Regions from separate parts of the Mus musculus genome. Here region 1 is linked to region 2. The links are chromatin loops, found by intact Hi-C in ENCODE. Cell type or tissue: left cerebral cortex. All regions are shown on one strand. Each heading gives the region's core, and the rest is flanking DNA. Links, peaks and the distances in the headings are about the cores only.

Evidence for each region. A loop is a pair of places that touch in the nucleus more often than their neighbours do. Peaks named below come from ENCODE experiments on the same cell type or tissue, not always from the same donor. Only the 100,000 strongest peaks of a DNase experiment are listed, where the experiment ranks them.
Region 1: a loop joins it to region 2, with 2.0 times the contacts of the local background. A loop is called at or near these places in 18 of 42 quality-filtered maps.

Annotation. Positions count from the first base shown.
Region 1 is chr2:30,266,844-30,276,088 of GRCm38, forward strand. Phyhd1 (phytanoyl-CoA dioxygenase domain containing 1) reads left to right here. Exons shown (of 11, transcript NM_001252570.1): 1 at 1-98; 2 at 2,846-3,004; 3 at 7,627-7,702; 4 at 7,833-7,880. The coding sequence starts at 66. Among named protein-coding and RNA genes, the nearest start is that of Phyhd1, 4.6 kb to the left of the region's middle. In left cerebral cortex, for the core only: a CTCF peak has its summit at 3,593 (motif pointing left); a DNase peak (open chromatin) is centred at 3,549; H3K27ac peaks cover 2,139 bases.
Region 2 is chr2:30,176,899-30,187,654 of GRCm38, forward strand. Kyat1 (kynurenine aminotransferase 1) reads right to left here. Exons shown (of 13, transcript NM_001356474.1): 7 at 10,289-10,409; 8 at 9,935-10,011; 9 at 9,748-9,837; 10 at 9,459-9,645; 11 at 9,294-9,373; 12 at 8,769-8,855; 13 at 8,226-8,671. The coding sequence ends at 8,606. It overlaps Spout1 (SPOUT domain containing methyltransferase 1), which reads right to left and starts at 1,561. Exons shown (of 12, transcript NM_172660.4): 1 at 1,492-1,561; 2 at 1,022-1,067; 3 at 695-823; 4 at 425-584. The coding sequence starts at 1,527. In left cerebral cortex, for the core only: a CTCF peak has its summit at 2,051 (motif pointing right); no DNase peak of the experiment used is centred there; H3K4me3 peaks cover 344 bases; H3K27ac peaks cover 376 bases.

The DNA of each region.
Region 1 (9,245 bases), core at 1-8,000, 88 kb after region 2:
TGAACTTTCTCCTCTCCAGCCCTGGAGCCATCGAGCTGAGCCAGCTGAGTCCTGCAGTATTCCCCATGGCCTGCCTGAGTCCCTCACAACTCAAGAAGGTAGGGGCCCGTGGTTTGGAGGGTGCAGACCTCTAGTGACCTTTGAACTACCTCTGACATTTCACAAAGGAGAGAAAGATCCCTGCATATCAACCCTAATTTCTGCGAACAAAGCCCAAGAGGGCCAGGTCACAACACCACCTCCCCAGGTGCCATCTCCCCGGTCAGATACAGTGGGGGTTGGGGCTAGGAGGTAGAGAAACCACAATTCAGATTATCTAATCCAGCTAGCCCCAGGGGCCTGTTGATGAAGGCCTGGATAGGGCAGGCCAGTAGCTAGGTCAGCTCATTATGAAAGCCTACCATACAGGGGGTGGACTACGCACACTTTAAGTTAACCACCCCCAATCTCATATGCCAGGACTGTTAATGTATTAGATCTAGCCGAGGATCTTTGTTTCAAAGTCCCTCCTGGAGCTGTGGTTGGGGCTTAGCAGTTGAGTGCTTGCTTTAGGCTCCAAGATTTGATCCCAACACTCACAACACATACAGAAACACACACCACCACCACACACACCCCACACACACACACATACCACACACACCATATGCATACCACATACACATCAAAACACATACACAAACACATCACACATATCACCACACATAAACACGGCACACTCCACAATACATAAACACACACATACAAACAGACTACACACACACCAACACACATACATATACCACTATTACCACCACCACACACACCACACATCATGCATACACAGACACTCACACCACACACACACACACCATACTCACACACACATCCCATACAAATGCACACACACATACCGCACACACTCACATACAAACACATACATATGCATGCACACACCACACACACACACTCACACACAAATGCACCCATGTGCACATACACACAGAGACACATACATAAAAGCACACACATACCACACAGACAAACACTCATCACCCAACCCACACGCACTCACACAGACCTACTCTCTTTTGACAGCTGCCACTGCTGCCACAGTTCCCAAATTTGTCTGTGACTAAATATGTAGTGGAAGTCTGTCTGTCTTTTCCTTCTGTCTCACAGGCTATCTTTTGAGGGACAAAGCCCCATGTCAGTATTTTTTTGTACAGTTTGTGCTGAACTTTTGTTCAGTTTTTATGATTTCAAGCATGGAGGGCCTCCCTGTGTTAACCCTGAGTGATGGTTTGTTGCTCTGGCCTAGAACTCAGTCTGTAGAGCAGACTGCCCTTCAGCTCACAGAGCTCTGTCTGCCTCTGCTTCCTAAGTGCTGGGGTTAAAGGCATGGGCCACCATGCCTGGCCACGCTTACATCCTTGCTTTCTGTCCCTTACTGTGTTGGTTCTGTTTGTTTTCAGTGCTGGGAACAGGAGCCAGTCCTTGTACATGCTAGCAAGCAGTCAGCTTCTGAGAGGCGACCCAGTCACACACGTAATGTGCCTCAGCACCTTAGGCTAGCCTCAGAATAAAGAGACTTGGGGCAAAGTCAGAATCAGGCATCTGTGTTCACAGCCCCTAGCCTTCCCCACACTCACTCAGGAGAAAGAAAGCCAGCAAGGTCCTGCGACTGGGGACTTTCTAGCCTTGTCCTTCCTAGTGCTGGTGCTGACTCAAGCGTCCTGGCAGTCCCCTGCCGGCCCACACTGAGTAACACAATGGAAATAAAATTTCCAATGCATGGGTTTGGGGTTACAGGACAAGCCATAGCATGGGCAAATTCACTCTCCCTTCTGTCTGCTCCCCTGGCTATCCTCCCCTCACCCTGTGCTCCAGCCCTTCCCAATTTCCCAGTCGTCCAGTGCCCACAGGCTTTGTACTTCCTGTTCTCTGTCTTTAATGCTCTTTCCTATCTCTTTGCTTCCCAATGTTCTGCTCTTCCTTTAACCCCACTTCCTCCAAGCTGCCCATTGACCCCTTCACCTCGTAGATTCTTTGCCTTTAATTCTCAAAACCCTGCCCTTGTCTCCCTGTAAGTCAGTGTGATGTGGGATGGTATGTTTGTCTGATGGTAAGGGATGCATGGGTCTCCTTCACTGGACTATAAATTGTGTGAGTGTGGAGGGTGGCTGGTTCATAATCACATGTCCATCTGCTGAAGCTGTCTCGTACTCGCAATGCTTAGTCGGGATTGGAATAGCCTCCAAAGCCAGCATTAGAAGGCTGAGGCAGGAGGATCTTGAGTTTGAGGCCTCCCTGTCTTCAAACAAATAAAAACAAAACAAGGGAGTTAGGCGGGGTCGGTGGTTAAGAGTGCTTCTGCAAGCATGAAGATCAGAGTTCAAATCTCAGCACCCACTCCATGAGCTGCACACACCTGCAGCTCAGATCGCCAGGGCTCACAGGCTGCCAGTCTAATGAAGAAAACAGCCTAGGTTCAAGGAGAGCCTCAGAAATAGAAAGTGGAAGAGGGGCACCGTATGTCCTCTCCTGATGCCCCTGCACATGCGCACCTGCAGTTCTCACACATGTTCTACACTCACACCTGCACTTTAACACACAAATGAGCAAATGTTTCCGTATGTCCCAAACCCATTGGAGGGCAAGAGCAGAGGCAGCTGCCACTTCCCCTTCCTCGATAAGATGCAAGCAGCCAGTACTGACGGCTCCTCACTAAGCACTGGATGCCCATGTCCAGGGTGGGGGGCAGAGCCATGAGCAGGACACTTGATCTTGGTTCGAGTTTGTGGTCCAACATGGATATAAGGAATGAGCGAGGGCGGAAGGAGCCTGAGTCTTGTCCCTGCTGCAGTTCCAGGAGGACGGGTTTCTGCTGTTGGAAGGATTCTTCACAGCGGATGAGTGTGTGGCCATGCAGCAGAGGATCGGTGAGATTGTAGCTGAGATGGATGTCCCTCTGCACTGCCGGACAGAATTTTCCACCCAGGAAGATGAGCAACTTCAAACCCAGGCAGGTACCTGGGGCGCTGAGGGTGGGCGTCTGGTTTTGGTGGGTGCTCAGTCTTAGGCAGCAGTCTGGACTGGACGGGAGGACCCTAAGGCCACACACAGACTTCTGACAAGGGATCAGACCTCAGCCATCTGTATGCCGGGTACCAGGCTAAAGAGCTGTGCTGTATTCCTCCACACTATGAATTTATAAGGTGGCTATTATTATTCTCGCTTGGCAATGGGAAAAGCGGGGCTTTTCTCTGGGTAATATTGTGCTGCTCCAACCACACAGTTTGTAACTGATAGAGACTTGAATCCACCTCTCTGATATCAAATGATGCTGGTCGTTGACCTGCTGCAGTTTCTCAAATTCTCTGGTCACAAAGAACTCTCTGTGACCAGAGTGAGCCCTGTGATAGGCCACTCTTGGGTGAGTCATCTCCCAACCAGACTAGGAAGGCCTCTTGCTTCCTCAGACTCAACACAGTTTGGCAGGATAGGTGGTTCTTCCAACCAGTTCCCTTAACCCTTCTTAGTCTGAATTTTTTAGTGGTTCAGGCAACAGGGCTCACCTTATACTGATGCCAAGGGGCTTCTGCCATCTGGTGGACATAAATAGAATTACAGCAGCCAGAAACTGCTTTCTCCCAGAGAGGGGAGGAGGAAGGATGGAGGCTTCAGAAGAAGACACATAACAGACTGAGAATTTTTCCAACTAGCAGGACAGACACACTCTAAGGAATGAGGGGGCCGAACCCTGTCCCTCTCCCTAGTTACTTACCGAGAAGACTCTAACAGTCCGGTGGTTGCAGAGGTAGGAATGTTGAAAGAAGAAAGGGTGATGTTAGAGATATGGCTCATTGGTTGAGCATACTGGCTGCACTTCCAGAGGACCAAGGTTCAATTCCCAGCTCCCAGTTCCCACATGGTAGCTCATGTACTTCCAGTTCCAGGGGCCCAATACTCATACAGATATACACGTGGGCAAAACACCAATGCACACAACACAGGACACAGAGGCAGGTGAATCTCAGTGAGTTCTAGGCTGGTCACTCTACAAGGTGAGTTCTAGGATAGCCAGATACAGAGGAATTGTGTTGAAAAAAAAAATCAAAAACAAATGAAGAAGAGGAGGAGGAAGAAGAAGAAGTGGAGATGGTGGTGTGGTTTGGGGTGCTGGAATTGAACCTGGGTTCTTTTTTTTTTTTTTTTTCTTTCCTTTTTTTTTTTTTTTTGGTTTTTCTTTTTTTTTTTTTTTTAAAGACTTATTTATTTATTATATGTAAGTACACTGTAGCTGTCTTCAGACACTCCAGAAGAGGGCGTCAGATCTTGTTACAGATGGTTGTGAGCCACCATGTGGTTGCTGGGATTTGAACTCCTGACCTTCGGAAGAGCAGTCGGGTGCTCTTACCCACTGAGCCATCTCACCAGCCCTTTTTTGGTTGTTTCGAGACAGGGTTTCTCTGTAGAGCCCTGGCTATCCTGGAACTCACTCTGTAGACCAGGCTGGCCTCGAACCAGAAATCTGCCTGCCTCTGCCTCCCGAGTGCTGGGATTAAAGGCATGTGCCACCATGCCCGGCTTGAACCTGGGTTCTTAAAAGAGCTCACTGAGCCATCTTCCCAGCCCTAAGAAGCAATGACCTTGCACTTAAACTTTGCTCTTTTCCCCGGCAATACAGCTGCAGTGCTGGGCGGAGACAGGGAGAGGCACCTTCTGTAGGAGACACAGCAAGGTTTTGTAATGTATGTATTGCTAGCACTGTTCAGATAGAATATTTGCTTGTTTGTTTTGAGACAGGGTCTTATTTTATAGCCTTGTTTGTCCTGGAACTTGCTGTGTAGCCCAGGCTGGCCTCAATCACACAGAGATCTGTCGGCCACAATTGTGTCATTTTTAGCTCAGGACTCCACACACCACCTAAGATACTGAATATAAAATAGGCACAACCGCCAGGCGTGGTGGCACATGCCTTTAATCCCAGCACTTGTGAGGCAGAGGCAGGTGGATTTCTGAGTTCTAGGCCAGCCTGGTCTACAGAGTGAGTTCCAGGACAGCCAGGGCTACACAGAGAAACCCTGTCTTGAGAAAAAAAAAAATAGGCACAACCACCTGCTAATGTAAGTTGGTTTTTTTTTAAGATTTATTTTATTTATTATATGTAAGTACACTGTAGCTGTCTTCAGACACCAGAGGAGGGAATCAGGTCTTGTTACAGATGGTTGTGAGCCACCATGTGGTTGCTGGGGACCTCTGGAAGAGCAGTCAGTGCTCTTTACCACTGAGCCATGTCTCCAGCCCCGTAAGTTTTCTTCATATGTTTAAGGCTAGGTAAAGCTGTTCAACCAGCAGGTGTAACAGTGACTTCTTGCTGTGACAAAACTTGGCCATCAGAAGGAGGATTGGTTTATTGGGCTCCCTGTTTCAGATGGTTCAGTCCATGGTCACTTGGCTTTGCCGCAGAATATTTAATCACAGTGTAAACCCGGAGATTGTGTTGTTTACTGGGGAAAAAACCTATTTCTAGTTGTGATGTCGCTCAGCCCTTAGCACACAGCTTTAATCCCTCTGACTAGAATATAGACACGCCCTTAATACACACCTTTAATCCCCCAAGATGAAGGTATAGTTAGTTTGTAGAAGGAAGTACCCATATTTGAAAGTGATGTCTAATTGAGTAGCAGACAAAGTGATGAATCAGAGAAAGATTAGACAGAGCAGAATATGCACAACTCTCACGAGGACAGGCTGCTTAGGAGCGAGCAGCACAGAGAGAAGAAGGAAGCAGGTTTTTGTTGTTTTTTTGTTTTGTTTTTCGAGACAGGGTTTCTCTGTGTAGCCCTGGCTGTCCTGGAACTCATTCTGTAGACCAGGCTGGCCTGGAACTCAGAAATCTGCCTGCCTCTGCCTCCCAAATGCTGGGATTAAAGGCGTGCGCCACCACCGCTCAGCTGAAGGAGGCAGTTTTGGGATGAAGAGAGAACAAGCCAGACACAGGTGAAGACAGGAGAGCCAGACAGTAAGAAGGAGCTGGAAGATTCGAACCTATTGCCAAAGCTAGTATGAGGTCAAGCAGAGCAATTCAGTCAAAGGCCAAGGGAGGAGCCAGATTGAATCGGTCAGCTTGGCAAGGCGTTAATTCGGCTGAGTTGAGCCAGCCAGAGCTCAGAGAGAACAAGAAAGGCTGATCTTATTCAGCAGCAAGTCTCAGAGGCTCAAAACATCCTAGGCCTAGATCAGATTGCATGGCGGCTAGAGGCTTCTGGGACTAGGCCTAGGTGAGCAGATATAGAGGAGCAAACCTCTGAGATGACAGTTATTTTAGGCGAATAAAAGCTACTTTTATTATGGCTTCATGACCTTGGGCCTGGGGTGAGACAGCGTTGTGGCAGAGGGGTCATGATGAGGCAGAGGTGTTCACCTCACAGCAGCTGGTAAGCAGAGAGGGTGCAGAGGAAGGGTTCTGTGGCAAGACGACCCCTTCCTTCAAAGCCTCAGCCCAGTGACCTACTGCCTCCAAACAGGCCCAAGCTCCCAAGAATGCCCCAGCCGTGAGCTCATCAAAGGACTAATGCAGCAACCAAGTTAGTATCTTCCTATGTAGTGATCACCACAGCTGGGGACCAAGCCTCCAATACGTGACTCTTTTGGGAAGACACTTTTGTGTATACGCTGTAAGAACTGCTTAGATGTATTAAAAGCATTTTGTTCTTGTTGGCCCAGTCAGTAAACTGCTTGCCAAACTAGGATGGAGACTTGAATTCAATCCCCAAGACCCCACTTAAAAACCACTGGGGTGTACCCCTGTAGTCCTACTGCTGGAGACGGGGAGGCAGATGGATTCTTAGGGCTTCCTGGCTGGCTAGCCTAGCCTACTTAGTGAATCTTGGGTCAGTAAGAGACCCTGTTTCAATGAAAGCAGTGTAGATGGCCCTGGAAGAATGTCACCTAAGGTTGTCCTCTGCCCCATACCAGTACATATACAAAAGGCATTATTTTTTTGTGGTGGTGGGGTGTTTCAAGACAGGGTTTTTCTATAGCCCTGGCTGTCCTGGAACTCACTTTGTAGACTAGGCTGGTCTCAAACTCAGAAATCCGCCTGCCTCTGCCTCCCAAGTGCTGGGATTAAAGGCGTGTGCTACCATGCCCGGTTTACAAAAGCCATTCTTGATCTACAAAATTTTCAATTTAGGGGTTAGGGAGATGGTTCAGTGGGTAAGAGCACTGACTACTCTTCTGAAGGTCCTGAGTTCAAATCCCAGCAACCACAAGGTGGCTTACAACCATCTGTAAATGGATCTGATGCCCTCTTCTGCTGTGTCTGAAGACAGCTACGGTGTACTTACATATAATAATAATAAATAAATCTTAAAAAAGAAAACAAAGATTTCAACTTAGATAAATGTATCCTGTCCAAGCTCCATGGTAACTTAAGGAGCATCTGTAAGAAGAGATGTTCAGGAAATTCCAGATTGTGGCTTTAGGCACCTGGAATTCTAGCTGACTGTCTGTACTACAGTGGCCATGTTTGAGAAGCCCCCAGGAGGCATCTGTAGTCCTGTGTGGGTAGGTAGCTCCTGATCCTGCCCTGCTCTGTCACTCAGCTCTTCTCTTGTACCTCCTATGCCCCCTCCATAGGGCAAGACAGACTACTTCTTGAGCAGCGGTGACAAGATCCGATTCTTCTTTGAAAAAGGCGTTTTTGATGAGAAAGGTTTGGGGACATGAGGGTTAGTGGGCTGGGTCAGGGTGGCTAACTCCTGAGGCTGGGAGAAGCTGAGATCAGCTGCCTGATGGAAGCCGGATCCCAGGTCTTCTGCCTTTGTTTGTTTTTTATACCACAGGAAATTTCTTGGTCCCTCCTGAGAAATCTATCAACAAAATTGGCCATGGTAAGCAGGGGCCTGGGAGTGCAGAAAAGCAAGCAGAGTAGCCGAGATCTGAAGAGTTTAGGAGACTTAGGACCAAATGCTACCATAAGATGGCAGTTAGGTGGGTGGTAGTGGTTCTCAGGACACAAAGGCAGACAGATCTCTGAGTTCAAGGCCAGCCTGGTCTATAGAGAGAGTTCCAGGACAACTAGGGCCACATAGAGAAACCCTGTGTCAACAAAACAAAACAAAATAAAAAGATGGTTTTGACCACATGGCTCTGGCCACAGGCTCTCCTCTGCCTCAGTCTTCTGCGTCCCTTGATGTTGATCACTGGTGAGCCCCAGCTGAGAAATGGGTCCACTTGTGTGGCTCCCAAGATGGGCAGTGCAGGCTCTTCTACTTTCTACTGCCTGCTCTGGGAATGATCCCTAGCCACTGGGGTTCTGGCTCCAGGTACTTCCTAGAGTTTCTTGCTCTCTCTTTTTTAAAGGATGTATGTATTTATTTTATGTATATGAGTACACTGTAGCTATAGAGATGGTTGTGAGCCATCATGTGGTTGCTAGGAATTGAACTCAGGACCTCTGCTTGCTCTGGTCCAGCTTGCTCTGGCCCAAAGATTGATTGATTGATTGATTGATTGATTGATTTATATGTAAGTACACTGTAGCTGACTTCAGACACCCCAGAAGAGGGTGTCAGATCCCATTACAGATGGTTGTGAGCCACTATGTGGTTGCTGGGGTTTGAACTCAGGACCTTTAGAAGAGTAGTCAGTGCTCTTAACCCCTGAGCCATCTCTCCAGCCCTCCTTAGACTCTTTTTGTTTGTTTGTTTGTTTTCGTTTTTTCAAGACAGGGTTTCTCTGTGTAGCCCTGACTGTCCTGGAACTCACTTTGTAGACCAGGCTGGCCTTGAACTCAGAAATCCACCTGCCTCTGCCTCCTGAGTGCTGGGATTAAAGGCGTGCACCACCTCGCCTGGCTTAGACTCTTTTTTAAATTAAACATCTATTTAGTCTTCCCCCCCTCCCTGCTCCCTGCGTGTGTGTTGAGAACTGGCTAGAGTGGGAGTGTGTCCGCATGAGTGTGCCGTGGAGTGGGAGTGTGTCCGCATGAGTGTGCCGTGGAGTGGGAGTGTGTCCGCATGAGTGTGCCGTGGAGTGGGAGTGTGTCCGCATGAGTGTGCCGTGGAGTGGGAGTGTGTCCCCATGAGTGTGCTGTGGAGTGGGAGTGTGTCCCCATGAGTGTCCTGTGGAGTGGGAGTGTGTCCGCATGAGTGTGCTGTGGAGGATGTGTGGAGGTCTGAGGACAACCTGGAGGGGACATTTCTTTCTCTGTGATTGTGAACTTGGGTTGTCAGGCTTGGCGGCAGGTACATTTA
Region 2 (10,756 bases), core at 1,673-9,672:
TTTTTCATTTGTTTTTGGGGACAGGGTTTCTTGGCATAGCCCTGGCAGTCCCAGACCTTGCTCTGTAGACCAGACTGGCACTGAACTCTCAGAGATCCACCTGCCTCTGCCTCCTGAGTGCTGGGATGAAAGGCGTGTGCCACCACTGCTCAGCTCAAGTGGCCTTCTGGTCTCCAGAACCACACTGGTGTTTGTACACAAGCACCATAAAGAAATGCTAAACACAACCCAAACCATCCAAGTGCTGAGCCTCAGCACAGACCATGGGCAAAACCCTGAGTCCACTCTCTAGCACCAAGGGTGAGAAAAAGTGAGTCTGCAGCTGCCTTTGAGAGCTCCTTCCAGGCAGCCAGGCAGGTGACAAGGAGCAGGACAAAGCCATGGCCACCCCTGCTGGTCCTCCCCACTCCCCAGAGACTCTCACTTGGTATCTTGGCCCTCCTCATCGAACACCACAATCTCATCCACACAGAAGATGGTGCAGGCTCTGGCGATCTGGCCAGCCAGGTAGGTGCGGAGCTCAGGTGACTGGGCATTGTCCAGGATGGAGCCTGGCAGGGCCACACTCAGAGTGTAAGGCCGTCCTAGCAGGGACAGGGGATGTTCCTGTCAGCCTGACAGGCTGTGGACCTTCCCTCCCTTGCATGTCCCCATGGCTCAGAGATTCAACTTACCTCACGACCCAGCTGCTTACCTTGGTTGCTCCTCTGGGCCGCCGCCTCTTCCTCCTCTTCCTGGCGTTTAGCCTCTTCCTCTTGGGCACGCTGCCGCTCCAGTTTCTTCATTATCTTGAGGTCCTTCCACTTCTTTTTCTCCTCTTTTTCTGGAGAATTATTGGAGGGAAAGGACTTGACATGGGGAGGAGAGTTCCTTCTCGCTGGGCTAGCCTAGGCTCTGGAGAGGCTGCCACCACTCACTTGGATACACTGAGACCCAAAGAGGGCTCGTCGGGCCATTAGCTGGTTTGTGGAAAGGGAGGGCTCAGTGCGCTTGCCCAACCCGGCCTCAGCTTTTTACTTACTCTGCTGTTTCCATTTTCGCCATTCAACCCTTTGGCCATGTTCACCCTGCAAGTAAGGAGGAAGATTGAGAGGCTGACCGGTCACACATAGGAGGGGCGCATCCCATCGGGCCTCCCGCCATCTGACTCTCTCAAACCAGGGTAGAAGTACACAGGGACTCGCCGTGCACAAAGCCTGGGATCAGATCCGGGAAGCTGAGGAATGAATCCCCATTGGGCAAAAGAAGAAACCGAGACAAGGGGAAGACAGGTATGGCCATAAAGTCGCCCTAGGAATCAGAAAATAAGCCAGGAGAGGACTCAAGACACCGTCGCCCCGCGAATGAATGTAGATCGGACCAGCTAACTCTGCAAGCTCAGGCTACGGGAGAGGGGCGAGGGGAGAGGAGAGAGCAGAAGACCCGGGCCGACACCACTGTGACACGCTGCAGATTCCAGGCCTAGCCCGGAACCCATCGGTCCGCACATACCGGACCACACGGACGCTTCCTCGGGCGCTCCGCCATGTTTCCAGGCCCACCGCGCGCCTGCCAGTTAGCCTCGCCTCTTCCGGCCACACCTCCGCGGAGCTGCCCAATCAGAGGCCCAGCGGAGAGTGGGGCGTGTCCTGGGTGCCAGGCTGAGGCGGAGCTCAGAAACGCCACGTGCGAGTGCGGAGGCTGCTGCGTTGGTACCCTGTCTCCAGGGCAACGAGTTCGCAGCACTACGCTGTCCGAACCCAGTAAGGCTCATGTGCCGCCCTTTCCATTGTTAGGTACCCTGGTGATATTTAGCTTCCATGTTTTATGTAAGGGCACCCTATTGGAAATTACAAAAGACTACCTTTATCCAGTTCATTTGCACTTTCTTTTTATTTATCCATTCAGTTTCCTGGGACTCCAGCTAAGGCCCGACGCGTGCTAAATTTAGTGCTCCACCAGTGAGCTATATTCCCAGCCTCGTCCAGACTTTATTCTTTTGGTTTTTTAAAAAGATTTATTTATTATTATACATAAGTACACTGTAGCTGTCTTCAGACGTGCCAGAAGAGGGCATCAGATCTCATTACGGATGGTTGTGAGCCACCATGTGGTTGCTGGGATTTGAACTCAGGACCTTTGGAAGAGCAATTGGTGCTCTTACCCGCTGAGCCATCTTGCCAGCCCCAGACTTTATTCTTTATCAGTTTAATTCATTTGTTTGCATGTAGTACTTTAAATTTTTTAAAAAAGAAATTGATACAGGGTCTTACTATGTAGCTTGGACTGACCTCAAACTCAATCTTCCATCAACCACCTGAGTGCTGTGATTGATTGATTGATTGATTTTTGGCAGCCCTGGATCAAATCCAAGGTCTCCAGCATGCAAATCACTGATCAACATTCTGTGTCTACTTTAAAATCATTTTAAGTAAAGAATGAGAAGATAGGACTGAAAGAAGTCCCTGCAGAAGACTTTTAGCTGCTGCTATAATAGCAGCCATTGTATCTGGCATGAATTCCAGAGGGATTGTACCTAGGGTTTGAAGAAGCCTTTTGTAAAGTTATTGATTGTTGTCTGAGGTTTTATGGGGTTGCTCTTCCAAGGATTCTCAGAGCCTTTGCATAACTTAGTCCTGAGACATACCTGACAAACCAGGATGTCTCCTGGGACTTGCTTAGGTATGCCTGGGAATGTAGGTTATGCCTGAGTATTGCTTAGGTAGGGTTCCTTCAGAGAAGCCTAGATAAGGTAGCAGGTTTTGGTATACAGAAATTGACTTGCTACAAGTACCTTTTGTGTAACAGTAAGGAGGGTCTGCAAAATGGTAAATATGTGAAGTTCAATGCCTGAGAGGATGAGCCCCTGCTGCTGAGAAGCCTAACAGGTCCTGCAGTGTCTCCTTTTCTTTGCTCTCCTGTATAACCCAGAACACCAACAGGTTCCTCCCCAAAAAACTTTTCTGCCTGATAGTTTTATATTAACTTTTTGTTGTTGTTTTTGAAACAGGCCTTAATATATAGCCCTGGCTGTCCTGGAACTTACTATGTAAACCAGGATGCCCTCAAACTCAGAGATCCTCCTGCGTGTGCCGAGCAAGTGCTGGGATTAAAGACTTGTGCCACCACGCCCACCCGGCTTGTATTAACATTTTACAATGATCCGATACTTTGTTACAGTTGAGGAACAATCCTGACACATTATTACCGCCAACTACAGTTTACATCACTCTTTTAGTCATACTTTCTTTTTGTCTGTTTTGCTTGCTTTGGTTTGTTTTTTTGAGATAATGTCCATCCTCCTGCCTTATCCTCCCAGGAGCTGAAATTACAGGTGTGGGGCACCCTGCTGTGTGAATTTTGACTTTATTTATATGAGTGTTTTGTCTGTATGTATGTGTGTGCACCAGAGTCTTGCCTGGTGCCTGAGGAGGCAAATGGATCCCCTGGGACTGAAATTATAGTAGATTGTAAAACACCATGTATGTGCTGGGAACTGAACCCAGGTCTCTGGAAGAAAAACCAGTCATCTTAACCACAGAACAATCTCCTCAGCATCCCAAGTTACTTCTTTGAGGTGCGATGTGGGGAGGCATGGACTGTGAAGCCCACACAGGCCTTCGTAGTGGGGCAATGTAAGAAAGACACCACTCCACGCTAGTACCAGCTACTCTCTGGCCCCAGCAGTCTGGCTGCCTCTATGGCTAGCCCCATGCAGCGTCCATCCATCTCAAAGGTTGTTTGTTTGTTTGTTTGTTTTTTTTTTAAGAATTAGTTATTTATTTTATGTATATGAGTATACTGTAGCTGTCTTCAAACACACCAGAACAGGGCATTGGATCCTATTATAGATGATTGTGAGCCCCATGTGGTTGCTGGGAATTGAACTCAGGACCTCTGGAAGAGCAGTCGGTGCCCTTAACCAGTGAGTCAGACTTTTTTTTTTTTTTTTTTTTTTTTTTTGGTTTTTGAGACAGGGTTTCTCCGAGCAGCCCTGGCTGTCCTGGAACTCACTTTGTAGACCAGGCTGGCCTCGAACTCAGAAATCTGCCTGCCTCTGCCTCCCGAGTGCTGGAATTAAAGGCGTGCGCCACCACACCCAGCTCAGTCAGACTTATATTAGTAAATTTTCAGCTCACAAAATGCCCACATAGTGAACTCAAAACTCCAATGATATAAACACAAGCTACACCCCAACATGGGGCAAATGCACCCTACTTAATATTTAATCGTCTAAGAAATCCCCAGTACTTATGGCTCCCAGGACTGTGTGGTTCTGGCTCCTCTTCCTCTCCTATAGGCTCCATCTTATCTCCTCCTCTCCTTCCCTCCTTCTCTCCCTCTGCACTCTCTGTACTCTCTAAAGTTCTCAGCCCACCTTCCTTTTCCACTGCCCAATCACAGGCTCTCACCTTATCTTGTGCCTGCCCTCACCTGCATATAAACAGCAATCCACAGACCTTAGCTCAGAATCCATCTGCCTCAGCCTCCTGAGTGCTGGGCTTACAAATTTGTACCATAGACCGGGTGTGCCAGTGCATGCCTTTAATCTCAGCAATCCAGAGACGGGAGGATCTCTGTGAGTTCAAGGATAACTTAATATATATATATAGTGAGTTCCAGGACAGCCAGAGCTGCATAGAGAAACCCTGTCTCAAAACAAAACAAAAAAGCTGGGCATGGTGGTGCACGCCTTTAATCCCAGCACTCGGGAGGCAGAGGCAGGCAGAAGAGTTTGAGGCCAGCCTGGTCTACAAAGTGAGTTCCAGCCAGGGCTACACAGAGAAACCCTGTCTCGAAAAACCACACACACACACACACACACACACACACACACACACACACACACACACAAACCCAAACAAAACAAAAAAAACAAAGTGTGCACCACGCAGCAAGCTTTGCAATTGCATTTATGCTGTGGTTAAAGGCATATACCACCACTGCTGGGCTGGGGCTTATGGTTGCTGTCTAGGCTGGATGCCACCAAGTCCCCAGGTCTCCTAGCTGGGGTTAGAGTGGGACACCAAGCTTGTAGCATCAGTGCTGGATGCTAAACTCTGGCCTTCCTGATTGTGCAGTCATCGCTTCAACTTAGGGATGAAGTATGTATCAAAGTTGGCCTTAAACTCCCAATCCTCCTGATTCTACTCTACCTGAGGAGTAAAATAATGACTATATGCCATCCAAGGTACTTTGAATTAAGAATTCTATGGTTGGGCTGGAGAGATGGCTCAGCAGTTAAGAGCACTGACTGCTCTTCCAGAGGTCCTGAGTTCAAATCCCAGCAACCACATGGTGGCTCACAACCATCTAGAATGAGATCTGGCCGGGCAGTGGTGGTGCACGCCTTTAATCCCAGCACTTGGGAGGCAGAGGCAGGTGGATTTCTGAGTTTGAGGCCAGTCTGGTCTACAAAGTGGGTTCCAGGACAGCCAGGGCTACACAGAGAAACCCTGTCTCAAAAAACTAAAAAACTAAAAAAAAAAAAAAAAAAAAAAAGAATTCTATGGTTTTGCCCATCGTGGTTGGCAAGCTAAGACATGAATGTTAAGACAAGTCAAGTCTCCTCTTACAGTTGAATACCCCAACCAATGTGAACGGGAGAGGTATACCACAAAGACAGGTTCCTAAGGAAATCTCCAGCCCTAAATCCTGATCAGTGAAATAACTTGGCACAGATGCTTGTGGATTTTATGCTTAAAAGCCCTGTAGGATCTTAACTCAATGTCACGGTTCAGCTCTGAAGTCTGAACTGTGGCCTTGCCCATGGTCCTGGGGTGAATGCTCAATAAGCTGTCTCTGTCTGACTGAGATCAGTGCTCCTGTGGTTTGTGAGGTGATTCTCAGTCCCCAACAATACCAAGTATGTTCCATTGACAATTCATGGCTGAGATGCAGCCCAGAGTTAGAATGCATGTCTAACATTGAGATCCTGGTTTGATACCCAGCGTCATGTGTATGCAATGCCCACAGAGCCCAGGAGACAGTCTAGGGTCCTTTGAAACTGGAGTTACAGGTGGCTGTGATTTGACCACATCTTTTAGAACAGCAAGTGCTGTTAGCCACTGAGCTGTCTCTTCAATCCCATCAAGCTCCTCCCCTCTTCTATTTTACAGAACAGTTGTCTGTCACTTGATTCCAGAACAGAAAATGAAAGAAAATTAGATCTTTAAACTAAGTTTGTGTTTTGTTGGGATAAACTCTTGTGTAAAGAATGTCTTTGTATTATTCAAATGCTGATTTCTGTAGGGGGGAGTGTGGATGTGGGGAGAGGGTGTCCCCCACCCCCCACGGCACTCCCACAGAGACGTGGGCACAGAATGGCCTTTGGTATTGTTACTTTTATGAAGCATCACCCCTTTCTGTGTTCTGTAAACATCTCCATCACTTTCTGATTGGTTTAATAAAGAACTGAACAGCTTATAGCAAAGTGGGAAAGGATAAGGCAAAACTTCTGGGCAGAGATAGGAACTCTGGGAAAGAGTCGGACGCTGGAGATTCAACAGTCGGACGCTGAGGAAGAAGCTTGTGCTGGTACTGAAGGGAGGTGACTAACGGGCCAAGGGGCAGAACTTAGATCAGAATAAACCGGTTAATTACGTTATAGAGCTAGTTGGGAAATAGCCTAAGCTAAGGCCTGGCTATAATAAATAATAATGTCTCTGTGTTACTCAGGAGCTTTGGTCACTGACAGTCTTTTGACAGGTTTATTACATATGTGTATTGGATTTAGTCACTGCCCATGGCTGGGTGGAGCTCAGTGGTACAGCATTCACCATGCCTGTGTAAAGCCATGAGTTCACTCCTCAGCACTGCCAACAAAACAAAACACAAAATCCAGCCAGAATTGAGAGCTCAGGCTTCTCATCCTTACACTTAGGAGGGAGGCAGGAGGATTGCCACGAGCTTGAAGCCAACCTGGGCTACAGTGAGTGAGTGACACTGGCTTTCCCTGGAAACCTTTGAGAAGAAAAACATCATTGGCCTTGGGATTCAGCAAGTTCAGCCCCACCCCATCCCAGACAGGAGTGAGGGAGGGGCGGGCTCAAGGCTCTGCAGGACACACGGGCTCAAGGCTCTGCAGTACACATGGGTCCAAAGGAGGTTTTATGATTAACAGAAATGACTGATCCTAGAACCTAATGTTCTAGGGACTCCTTACCAGGGGAAAACATTTTTTTTTTAGTTCATATACCTGATGACCCCAACATTTCTGTAGGCTGGAGAACAGATATGAATGAAATGCCTGAGTTTGTTCTACATATGGACTTGGCTTCTAGCATGGCCTCTTGGAGGGATTTGGGGACTACAGTTGCTTTAGTGGAACCATGACTAGGGACCGAATCACATTTCTTTTCTTTTCTTTCTTTCTTTTTTTTTTTTTTTTTTTTTTTTGGGTTTTCGAGATAGGGTTTCTCTGTGTAGCCCTGACTGTCCTGGAACTCACTCTGTAGATTAGGCTGGCCTCGAACTCAGAAATCCGCCTGCCTCTGCCTCCCCGAGTGCTGGGATTATAGGCATGCGCCACCACTGCCCAGTTCGAGTCCCATTTCTAAGCCGGGCGTGGAGCATGCTGTACTCTCAGGACTCTGCAAACAGAGGCAGGAGGATCACAAGTTCAAGGGGTGGAAGTGGGGGTTCCTGGACTCTGCCATCCCCCACACTCCCTCTGAAAGGAAATAAAACTTGAGACCTGTGATTCATGTAATGTATGTCAAATAGCCCAAAGAGTTGTTTGTGAGCTTTGAAACCTGGGGCTGAGAACATAGCAGAACAGACCAGGACATGCCCGGGCAGGCCTATCGCCTCCCTATCTCCCACCCCTCTGACCTAAGTTAAATGTTAACAGGCTGCTGATGTTTAAATGGACCAATCATGTGAAACCGCGCCAATTCCTCCCCCAGCCCCACTCCTTTTCTATAAAAACCCCTAGCTTCCAAGCCTCGTGGTCGAATCCACTGTCTCCTGTGTGACCCGGAGCTCTGCCATTAAAATACCTCGTGTTGTTACATCAAGGTGTTGTGTTCTATTCGTGATTCTTGGGTGCACGCCGAATGGGGAGTTGAGTGGGGGTTTCCCCACTAAGTTCTTTCATTTGGAGGCCCCAGCGAGATCTGCGTGACACCCAGGAACCCCGAAGGACCCCTTGGAGGTGCGTTTGTTTGTGTGAGTCTTGTTATGCTGTCTGTTGTCTAAGCTATTCCAAGCCCTGTCCAGCCGTCCAAAGGAAGAGAGAAGCTGCCTTGAGGGTTCTAATAACTTAAAACTTTATTAGGAACAGTAGCAACACTGTGAGGTCACATGAGAAGAAGTGGAGAAGCCATGGAGCCTCAGCAGGGCTAAGGTGGGGCTGGGGCTCCAGGCCTGATCCTCCATCCTTTACTGTCCCAGGCAGAGGCCAGAAACAACCAAGGCTCTACAAGAACCTATAGAGGCGCAGACTGAGTTCCAGAACCAGCCCCCAACCCAATATAGCAGTCCAGACACTGGGTAAGATGGCTGAAACCCCCAAGAGATGGCCTCTTTCCTGGAAACATGCCCAGTCACACATCTGGGCCCTGCAGCGCCATCTCTGTGATAAGGCACAGCTGAGGTCTCGGGGTTGGAGGCGGGCCTGAGCGCCTCAGGCTTGGGGCTCTCCTTTCCAGCTGCACAGCCTCTTATCCATGGCCTGGAGTGTAGCCTTGTCCTGCAAGATACACACTGAGCCTTCTTTCCCCCCACCCAGTGGTTAGCCAGGCCCAGCAGCCTTCTCTCCCCCACCCCCGCCCCCAGCTTTCTCTAACCTTCACAAAACAGAATCGGATGTAGTGGTCAAAGTCCTTATGATGGGGCTGGCTATAGAAGGTGGAGACAGGGATGGCTGACAGCCCCTGGGGACAAACAAGGAAGATCACGTCTGTGTATAGCCTTGAGAGCTAAGCCATCAGCTCAGGGACAGAGGAAGGCTGGGTGTGTCCCCTCCATCTTCTGTGCTGGTCAGGAGAGACCACTGTGTGGCATCACCCTGGGCTCCTCCCAGGGTGCAGACAACAGACTCTGCAGCATGCCTGGGCAGAGCTGGGAAGAACTGTTTGAACCTCAGAGGTTTGAGCAGGGTTCACAGCAGATGGGCTAGGTCCTCAGTGTCTAGGAGGGAAGGCTGGGCTCAGAGAGGGGCAGGGCCTCCCGGAGCCAGCATAGCTTCCTTATTCAAGTGAACCAGCCTTGTAGCAGGAGTCGTGGAAAAGGTTGGGCTGGCGTCCCTCAACTGGACCAGGCATATGACCCGTGCAACTACATCTCCTGGCCCTGGCAGGAGCCCAGCCTACCTTGTTTTTGATCATCCACTTGGCAAAGCGTGTATCATAGGGCTCATCCATAGCACCAGGCAGGTCGGGCATGCTGCTCTCTGGGGCAACAAAAGAGGTTGTGCTGAGTCCTCACCAACTTTGGTACCTTCCCAAACCCTGAGTGACATGGCCAGACCCACTCACTGAAGTCTGAGATGTCTGCAATGAGGAAGTAGCTGCCCTGGGGGATCAAGGGCTTGAGGCCCACTGACTGCAGGCTCTGGATCATGTGGTCTCGGTTCAGGCCCATGGCCTGTGGCAGCTGCAAAAAGTAACTGCTGGGTTGTCCAAAGTGTTGCTGCTCCCGCTCAAAGCACTGGGCTACTGCAGCCTAAACAAGGCAGATGGACAGACGGACTGATGGGTCAGCTATGACCTGTCTGGGGGGCTTTCTGGCACCTTCCCAGACCATGGGGTTTCTTGCCCTTCTCACCTGGGCCTGGGTGGGGCAGTGAAAGATAGAGTTCTGGTGCACAGTCCGCAGGTGCTTCATGATGTTATCTGGACCCATGACCCAGCCCACCTAGACCAGGAGACAGTAGGGTCTCAGGACCAGAGGAGGCCTCTCTCCACTCTCCTGCCGCCGCCGCCGCCGCTGCCTGCTACGTGGGCACACTTACCTTCCAGCCAGTGGCACTGAAGCTTTTGCCTGCGCTGCCGATGGTCAGTGTCCGTTCCCACATGCCAGGGAGGCTGGCTACTCGAGGCCAAGAAGAAAGAGCAAATGCTGAAATGGGCAAAGTGGAGGGAAGGGACCCAGGGACAAGCATGGTCTCTTAACTGAGGATTTATCCGCTAGGCTCTTGACAGGACCCATCCATTTCCTGCTCCTGACAGGCTCGGGAAACAGATGCTACTGCACTCCTCAGAGCTCAGGGAGGGGAAGCCCCTGCCCACAGTCACACCAGTGCACAGTTCCACAGCCCTGGGGCCTGATCCCCAGGCCTAGGCTGCTCCCAGCTGGCCTGGCTCACCAATGCTGATGTGCTGGTGCCCATCATAGACCAGCCACTGGTAGACCTCATCAGAGAAGCACAGGACATCATGCTGTTGGCACAGTGCAGCCACCAGCTCCAGCTCCTTCTTAGAGAATACCTGTGGGAGCCAAGGTCACAGGTGTGCAGCTGGGACTGTCCCCAAGGGCAGAGCCTGCTTAGAATGCAAGACTATATCAGGTCTCAGGGTTGCTCTGGACCATCTCTTTGCACTATTGGTCAGTATTGCATCTAGCTCTGCAATGATGACTCTGTGGGATTGGCTATGTCTGGATCCCACTGCATAGACAGATAAAGTCACTGTTCCAAAACACTCTGCCCATACGCACAAGCCTTCACACCTCTGGGAGGATTGGTCCTCAGAGTTTCAGACATTCAGCCCTCCCACTTCATGCAGGGAAACTGAGGCCTGAGAGTGTTCATGTTCAAGATCAGAAGGAAAAGTCT